Regions from separate parts of the Homo sapiens genome. Here all the other regions are linked to region 1. A link is a contact called in ENCODE Hi-C or POLR2A ChIA-PET data. All regions are on one chromosome and are shown on one strand. Each heading gives the region's core, a stretch centred on a gene start or an enhancer-like site at or near the end of the contact. The rest is flanking DNA. Distances are from core to core; before and after follow the strand shown.

Region 1 (2,965 bases), core at 402-2,901:
CTTAGTTTTGTCCAATAGGTATTGTTTCAAATGTATGTAATTGGATGAGAAATTCAGCAGTTAGAAAAGCTAAGAGTCATCATTGTATATAAATGGCTGCTATTGGTGCCAAAATTATATATTGAATAACAGGGATGTCCTCTGGCATTCATTACAGGATGTTAAAATTGAGACACACACGTGGCCAGACCAGTGAATTAAGTGCCTCCTCTAATGAAGGGTATAATGTTAAAGCATTACTATCTTCAGTGTAAGGATGGACTAACCAGGGAGAAGTCACCAACCTCCAGTATAAGATTATTTTATTTAAATATTATTTTATGAATTCTGTTGGCAAATATAAACTACTTTGAATCTTGATGTCTCCTAATAAAGATTACCTTCACTTTTGTCCTTCCTGCTTAATTTTTAAAAGCCTGTTCTGCTTTAAAGACTTTCATTTGCTGGGACCAGATTTCTTGGATTGCTGACACATGTCCTTCTCTCTGTGCACCCACCCCCACCCCATCCCCACTTTTTTTCTTTAAAAGGAAAATATCTGGTTTATATCATGAAGAACTTTAAAAGCAGTAAGGAGAGAGTAGAATTATATGAGTATTTAATTATATATATAATATATATGAGTGAAGGGGTTAATCTTTAATTGTATAAATTCTAAAAAAAATTTTTAAATGACACTAGATAGGACATAGGCCTCAAAACAACAAAAAGTTGAAATATATTATTTTAGTTTTGTTTCTGTAAACACACTATATGGGGAGGGTGAGGGAGGGAAAGGAAACCCTAACAGATTTTCAGTTCTTGTTAACCATACTACACCATCACATAAGGTACAGGATTCTAGAGTCACTGTGTCAAATGTCAGAAAACTATTTCTCAATTATTTGAGCTTCTCTAAAATATAATATGGGCAAGATTGATGACATCCTGTAAATAAAAAAAAACTTAATTTAAGGCAAACTTACAAACAAAATGAGTTTCTCTAAAATTATTTAACTGCAGAGAAAACATGCCCTGTAGTGCTGTCTCTTGTGAATTTAGTTTTTATTTTTCATAAATTTACATTCTAACCGTGAGGTGTTGTTTTAGATGTAATAATAATTACACTTTTTCTAGTTTAAGACACCTAGGTGGAAGTACTGCTTTTTCATTTTCTGACGATGCACAGGGATTGATATTTGGGTTGGTTGAGTTTTAGATGTACAAACACACTGGTCTTATTTTGTATCACTGATGATCCACAGGGTTGGCTGCTATGTGCTGAACTTTCTGTTCTAGACTTTCTGCCAAGTACTTTATGCAAAACTCTGGTTTTAGTGAAACAGGTTTTATTGTTTTTAATCAGAGTTGTATTATAAGCTGTTGTTAGCTATGTAATGCTAACAGAAGAGTTGGTATGTATATACAGCCATGAAAACAAACCATCAAAACAAGCCTGTCTCTGTTCGACTGGTTGTTTTTCCCTCCCATTCCTTTAGCCTCAGTTCATTTTGTTTACTGCCAAAGGCCTGAGATGGTGTAATTTTCTTTTCTAGGAACTTGGCATTAGAATTCCTCGACCACTAGGACAGGGACCAAGCAGATTCATCCCAGAAAAGGAGGTACGTTGTTTGTGAAAGTACATAGTGAACTGTATGCTTTTAAGGAAGAGCTTTCATGACCCACATGTTGGCATCTGAAGAACTGTTGGTCAACAACATGTTTTAGTCAGAGTTGGTTGCAGTTAATCATTCTTTGGCAGTGAATCTGTGGGAATAAAAAGCTGTTGTACTTGTGTTGATTTCTAGTATTTCATGATGTGTTTTTAACACCCATATTTAATCAAGTAAAGCCAAGATTTGTTTTTGACCAGTGATACAACATCTGCTTATATTTAGATGTTGTTTAGGTGTGCCCATAACCTGAGTTACTTAGTCTTGACTGTCTCCACAGGCTGATATCAGTGCTAGATTGGATCTTTAATTCTATATATGTATAAAAGCATCTATGCTTTATTTTCATAAGAAGTGTATGCTATTAGTTAATTTTAGTTCTCCTTAAATTGAGTGAGAGTAGGCGGTTTTGTAAAGAAAGGCTTTAGTGTCTGTTTGCAAGCTCTGCAAATTTGATAATCTAAATCTGCTTCTTTATCTGGATTCTGGCCAACTCTGCAAGCAGCCTATCTAGATGGCCTTTAATGTTCAGCCTTTGTTGTTTATCCCCTACTATATAATATGTAACTGTTTATTCTTCTGTATCTTTCAACCAGTTGAGTTTAAATTTGTAACCCCTCTTTCTTAAGCCAGATTTAATCTGCTTCTAAATGATACTTAGAGTGTAGCGCATGTATATTTTCTTCCCTTAACACCAATTTACCATTTCAGTAACCATGGTTTTTCTCATTTATACAGATCCTCCAAGTGGGGAGTGAAGACGCACAGATGCATGCTTTATTTGCAGATTCTTTTGCTGCTTTGGGCCGTTTGGATAACATTACGTTAGTGATGGTTTTCCACCCACAATATTTAGAAAGTTTCTTAAAAACTCAGCACTATCTACTGCAAATGGATGGGCCGTTACCCCTACATTATCGTCACTACATTGGAATAATGGTTTGTAAACATTCAGTGAAAAATTGTTTTTGCCTATTTTTATTAATCTCTTTAAGAGACAGTTAATGCTTTAAACACAGGGATAAATACTTAGATTATGATATATAATATGATTCCTGTTGCACAGTCTCTGTTTTTCCTATTTTTAAATAAGTACGCTCTCAAGTATAACAGAAAAAGAAGCAAGTATTTATACATTGCTGAGAACCATTCTTCATTAAATAAGTAGAACACAAGTTCTGTTTCATTATTATAAATAGTTCACATTGACATAAGTGGTGCTTCCTGTTCAAGATGTAAATAATATTCCATTATTTTATGATTGGCACCTTAATTGAAGTTTCTTCTTAATCTGAAGTTCTGAAAGTATATAG
Region 2 (2,868 bases), core at 302-2,801, 450 kb before region 1:
TGATATTCGGCAAATTCATTTCAAGCCAAATGACGTGTCACACTCAAAAGCTAGGATGGGCCCAACTGAGAGGCTGCCCTAGTTTTCTGAGCGTGACCTGGCTGAATTCCCTCGCCTCTCCTGGCAGAGAACAGGCATTTCCCCTTGCTTTCGTCCCACTGCCTGCTTCTCAGCTCGAGCTGGGAACAGTGAGTGTTCAGGTCTTACTGGGTCTCAGATATTTTCCAGATGAAATGCAAAATGAGAATAAAGGGAGAGGCCCTATTCCCTCCCAGCTCTTTATGGTCTCTGGATCTCAAGGACAGCAACCCTCTTATTTATACCTGGGTTTTATTAGTGCTTCCAGTGTAACAGTATCACTTCGTCTAAACAAGAAACAGCATCTTATAATGCCAGCCTTTCATGCGTCATTTTGGGTCAACCCTGGGGTGGTGGAGCCGACAGACCTGGGCCCCCAAACAGCTCTGCCACTTGCTGTGTGCAGATCACAGAACATCTGTGACTCAGTTTCCTTTTTGGTAAAATGGGACTGTTGCAAGCACTGATGTTGAGGTAATACTCATAGGATGACGGTCAATAAATGAGACGATGTTTTTTAATATTAACTAGCTAAAAGACTGGACGCGTCCCTTCACTTTAGGCGCTGTTCCTTATCGGGAATACGACGAAGCTGATCCCAAAGGCCTCTCCAGCCCTTTTCAGCAGACAGTCCCGTGGGTCCTCACTCTAAGGCATTCTTTGAAGACTTGGTCTCTCTTCCACACACCCCTCCCATTCCCCATCTCTTAGTGGTGGTCTAACCCGCCCCGCCATCCCCTTCCCTCTCACTTCTCATATCCATTTGGAAGCTGCAGATTGCTGAGTTTCCAGGACTTTAATCCGCGCCCTTTGCCCTCGGCCCGGGCTTAGGGGTCGACCTCTGTCACAGGAGGCGCACTCTGCGCTTGGATCCATCCTGGGGCGCCCGGGCCGTGGATCTCCAGGTGGGAGACCGGAGGAGAGCGCAGACGTTCCGGCGCCACCCTCGGACCCGCCGGCTTTTCCAAACCTCTTGAGGAGCCTGAGCGCCCTCTCGGCCCGGCGCTGGGAGGCTGCCAGCGGACCTGGGACCGCGGCGGGGGCGGGTGGTCCTCGCCTTGCGGCGGGGAAAGAGCTAGCCTTGCACGCGCAAGCACCGGCAAGGAGCCCAGGCCGAGGGTGCGCGGTCCAGCACTGGGCGCCCTGACCCTCGAGCTCCTCAGCCCCCAACAGGCCAGACCCACCCAGAGGCCCCAGAGCGGAACGGGGTGTCCGCAGCGCCACGCCCTCGGGCGCCACCCTGCAGGCATGGGCGGGCCCAAGACTGTCCCCGCTGGAGGCGGTAGAGGGATCCAGAAGTAATGAGATGCTAATGAGTCGCGAATAAAGCCCGGGCGGCGCCCCGCGCCCCTCGCGGAAGCCCACACTCCGCGCGACTCCAGGCGCACGCCCCGGGCCGCCCCGCATCCCAGCATCCCCGCCCGATCTCGGCGTTTCCGCCCCCGCCCCCGCCCCCGCCCTCCCACCCGCTCAGACCTGGTTGCCAGCCCAACAGGAAGCGGCCCCTCCCGGCTTCGGAGCCGCCGGTAAGTCGTCCAGCGGAGCCGGCTGCGAGCCCCGCGGCCGGGTGGGGTGAGGTGGGGTGCGCTTCCGGGGAAACGCAGCTGCGGTCGCTCGGGAACCACGCCTGGCAGGTCAGGCAGGTCTTCCCTCAGCCCAGCCCTGCTCACGCCGCGTCCGGACTTTGCCGTCCAGTGTCGGGGACCCCCACCGCTGCCGCCCGCGGTCCAGCTCCCTCTCCATCCTTTCAGACCGCTCCACCCCTCTCACAGCCTTTGTCCTGGCGTTTCCAGGCTGGGTCGCTCCTTTCTCCCCTTTCGCCGAGGTCTTCCTCCTTCCACCCTCCACCCCCAAGAAAGATCTTTGCCCTTCCGTCATGAGATTCCGTCTGCCCTCGTCCGGGCCACCCGCAGCGGGAGGCTTTCATCTCCTGTCTCGGCGCGGCGGGCTGGGAACGGAGGGGCAGCTGGATGGTGGAGGGGCCTGAGCCTCAGGGACCTGCCCCCACTGCTGCCATTCACCCTCCCTAACGCTGCCGTGGACACCCGCCTCCTCCATACCCTCTGATACCTTCTGGGCCCCGCGTGAGAAACCCCCTCGGGCACCCTTCAGGTGGCGTGGGAGGGGGCGACAAAGCGAGGCTTTGTCTCCGGAGATTCCTGGGAGAGCGCGCCCGGGCGCACAGGGGGCGGGGCGGGGTAGGGGTCGATCAGGGAGGGGGGAACCTGGGAGGGGCGCACCCGGCTGCGGTCGACCCCCAGCCCTACCCACGGCCCCCTGGAGTAGGGCACATTCACAGAGGAAGTGTTTTGACCACAGTGCGTCAGAAATAGACCCAGGCCTCCGTTCCCCAGTCAGTCGCAACATCCTCCCGCCGTTTGTTGAGGCAGTTTGGTGGAGGGAAGTGGAACCTACGCGGACAGAGGCTGTTTCTCTGTCAGGAGGCAAGCACGAGTGCTGAGGAAAACTTTGCCCTTGCCATGAGACACTTCTCAGACACAGCGTGGCACTGAGGCCATCAAGGGGCGCCGGCACAGGGACGCTTGGAGGGAGATGGGGCAGGATGTATGCTCAGCAGCTGGGGTTGTGGGTATCAGATCTGTCCCTGTGTTGCATGCAAAGGCAGCTCTGTCCTCTCCACATCTAAGAAATCCCCGCACACCCTGATTCCAAGGCCTAAGGAAGGCAGGCTAAGAATTCCTACCCCAGGGCTTGGAGATCCCTGGACAGGGAGGCTGAACTGGAGGCTCCCCTGGTGTCCCATGTGCCCTCTGTGCCCAAGACTAATGT
Region 3 (2,764 bases), core at 173-2,672, 460 kb after region 1:
GACCAATGACATGCCTTCACTTTCATTCTGTTCCTTAGGTTCCTTTCCTTTGAACCACCAAACTTTCTCCAAGTGCTCATTCCAGAAAACATTGCTGTTGAAGAAGGGCGTGTTTTCAGGTCAGGTTTTCTGGTTTTCTGGTTTTCCCAAGGGCCAGTCTGAGGCTGTCCCTGACTGCACCTGGAGAACCAGATCCCTTGACTCCCATTCGAGGCCTGAGCACTCTGCCGCCTGCTCCAAGGGCTTTCATCATAGTAACTGTAGCATCTCCTACCGTTTGTTTTTAATCTTACCTCCTATCTGCCATGTGTAAGATATTTGGAGGGACAGTATGGGAACAGAAAGACCTTTGGTGAAGTCTCAAGAATTTTCTGATTAAAATGAAAACATACATTGACTCCAGTTACATGGCTCATCTCACGGCTTAATATGCCAAGAAATAACCATGATATTTGTAAAACAGGATGAAGTTACCCACTAGAAGGAGAAAGAAGCCAAAACTGGTCAACCAGCTGGCCTGAGACAGTGCCTACTCGGCATGCTTCTAGTATGGTGAGGCACCTCTCAGCCTGTGGACTCCACCTCTCCTTAGTGCAGAGACTCAGATATCCTCAGAAAAGGGTGAAATTCAACACGAAGAATGAGGAGGAAACATCTCTAACTTCCACACATGGTATATATACCAAGTCTATTCAGGTCAGAATGAGTGCTTCCACATCATCTCTGCTAAGGGACAGGCATCACTCTCATTTGCAGGTGGGAGAGCGAGGCTGGAGGGTCAGACTTGGTTAGAGCAAGGCTGAAATCTCACCTACAGCTCCTGGCTCCAAATCTGTCCCTCCCAGAACCATTCTTACCAAGAAAATATCTTTCTCCGTTGACTCTGGTACCTGTCATGGGGCAACTTTTTCTGGTGAGTGTAACTCAGTGGGTGTCATTGTCTTACTTAGCTAAAGAATGACATCAGGATTGGAAGCATGTTTAGAGATCACCCCAAGGTTCACAGCTACCACAGTACCAGGGCACTTCATGTGTTCCTTGTGGGTGGTGGTGGTCAGACACACATGGTGCACTGATGCCATTCTTCCTAGAAAAACATCTGTCATCTGTGGCACACAGGGCACTTTGCTCATTTTATCTCTCAGCGGACTTATCACAGTGAGGCAGGTCACAACCAGAACCCCTATTTTGCAGATGCAGAAAGAAAAGGCAGAGGGAAGGAGAAGCAGAAACACACTGTCCCTTCCTATGGGTACATTCACTATCAAATTACACAGCATCTACTTGCTTTGGCCAGCACCTGGTATTGCTTTACAGAGAGTTATGGAAAACAAAAAGTATTTCTGTACATAGTCACTTACCCAGAAAAGCAAGCTGGCCAGGTGCTGGCTGGTTGTGGTTTCTTTAAGTTGGAGCAGAAGGGCTTTGCCTGAATTTCCTGATCTCCTCCCGCCATCTGGTGGCTGTGAGCTGAGCATACATGCAAATTTCAATCTTCATTTCCTGTACTCCTTACTTCAAACTCCCATGCTCCGTGATCTTCTGAGGTTTGATGAGGGAAGGAGGAAAGGGAGAAAGGTGAAGATAAAGGGAGAGGGGAGAGAGGAAAGGGAAAAGAGAGAAGGAGGGAGAGGGAGGAGAAAGAGGAGGAAAAGGAGGAGAGAAAATGTAAAAGGCATGTACCTGTGGCTTTCATTGTATGTTCTTCCTTAGGTCCCCTCACCCTCCATTCAGCTACAGAGAACCGTCAGCGTGTGGTGGAGACAAGCCATTCAGTTGCATTGACATTTTGTGGAGTGCCTATACTGGCTGTTGGACACTGCGCTAAGGGTTGGTCTGCAAAGTGGGCACTTAAAAGATCCACTGCTCTAGAGTAGTTTATCAACATTCATTTTAGACGGTATTTTATTATCGTGAAAAGCAAGGTACTGTTTCAACACACAGCAGTCTTTCACAGGGCACTTTTTCATTTTGATAAAGTCCAATTAATCAGTTTTTCCTTGTATGGGTTGTGTTTTAAATGTCAAGTCTAAGAACTCTTTGCCTAGTCATAGATCCTGAATATATTCTTCTATTTTTTCCTCAACAATTACACTTTACATTTAAGTATGTGATTGATTTTTAAGTTAAATTCTGTATGAGATATGAGTTCCAGGTAGAGATTTGTTTACTTTTTGTTGATAGCTATGTTTATCCAGTTGTCCCAGCACCACTTGTTGAAAAGCCTATCCTTCTCCTATTGAACTGCTTTTACAACTTTCTAAAAATCAGTTGGACATATCTGTGTAGGTCTATTTTCCAGTTCTCTATTCTGCTCCATTAATCTCTGTGACCATCCCTTCACCAAAACCACACAGTCTTGATTACTATAGTTATAAGTCTTAAAATTGGGTAGAGTGATTACTCTCACTTTATTTTTATTTTTCAATAGTTTTACCTTTTTTAGCTTTTTGTTTGCTTTTCTATATAATTTTTATTTTTCTTTTAAGATGGCATCTTGCTCTGTTACTCAGGCTGAAGTACAGCTTCATGATTATAGCTCAGCGCAGCCTCAAACACCCAGGCTCAAGTGATCCTCCTCCCTCAGCCTCCCGAGGAGCTGGGACTGCAGGCATGTGCCAATATGGTAGACTAATTTTAAAAAAAAATTTTGTAGAGATGGGGGTCTTACTAAGTTGTCCAAGCTAGTCTCAAACTCCTGGCTTCAAATGATCCTCCCACCTTGGCCTCCCAACTATGTAAATTTTATAATAATCTTGTCCAG

What was found. Hi-C counts contacts between places; a loop is a spot of excess contacts on that map. ChIA-PET counts read pairs that join two places held with the same protein, here RNA polymerase II (POLR2A). Pooled maps may share reads with other maps.
Region 2: a loop to region 1 is called in a map of CD8-positive, alpha-beta T cell, with 2.8 times the contacts of the local background. The contact joins the promoter of MICAL1 here to the enhancer-like site in region 1. A Hi-C loop is called at or near these places in 3 of 168 maps with a recorded cell type or tissue (CD8-positive, alpha-beta T cell and naive thymus-derived CD4-positive, alpha-beta T cell) and 13 of 50 pooled maps. POLR2A ChIA-PET finds 5 or more read pairs at or near these places in 1 of 52 experiments (CD4-positive, alpha-beta memory T cell).
Region 3: a map of transverse colon shows a loop between it and region 1 (4-fold over the local background). The contact joins two enhancer-like sites. A Hi-C loop is called at or near these places in 27 of 168 maps with a recorded cell type or tissue (B cell, CD4-positive, alpha-beta T cell, CD4-positive, alpha-beta memory T cell and 19 more), 19 of 37 single-sample maps with no recorded cell type and 36 of 50 pooled maps. POLR2A ChIA-PET finds 5 or more read pairs at or near these places in 12 of 52 experiments (CD4-positive, alpha-beta T cell, CD4-positive, alpha-beta memory T cell, CD8-positive, alpha-beta memory T cell and 9 more).

What each region holds. Positions count from the first base shown.
Region 1 is chr6:109,000,914-109,003,878 of GRCh38, reverse strand. It overlaps SESN1 (sestrin 1), which reads left to right. Exons shown (of 10, transcript NM_014454.3): 2 at 1,536-1,601; 3 at 2,391-2,591. It also overlaps a transcript of ARMC2 not described here. Among named protein-coding and RNA genes, the nearest start is that of ARMC2-AS1, 78 kb to the right of the region's middle. Within about 2 kb of position 1,651, at least 7 of the 41 ENCODE cell types and tissues checked have a DNase peak (open chromatin) inside an H3K27ac peak, as active enhancers do; they include gastrocnemius medialis, where a contact is called at or near this core.
Region 2 is chr6:109,454,455-109,457,322 of GRCh38, reverse strand. MICAL1 (microtubule associated monooxygenase, calponin and LIM domain containing 1) reads left to right here and starts at 1,551. Exons shown (of 25, transcript NM_022765.4): 1 at 1,551-1,604. RefSeq lists silencers at 930-1,779, 2,140-2,479 and enhancers at 2,039-2,547, 2,630-2,679.
Region 3 is chr6:108,540,874-108,543,637 of GRCh38, reverse strand. No RefSeq gene overlaps it. Among named protein-coding and RNA genes, the nearest start is that of FOXO3, 19 kb to the left of the region's middle. Within about 2 kb of position 1,422, at least 2 of the 41 ENCODE cell types and tissues checked have a DNase peak (open chromatin) inside an H3K27ac peak, as active enhancers do; they include gastrocnemius medialis, where a contact is called at or near this core.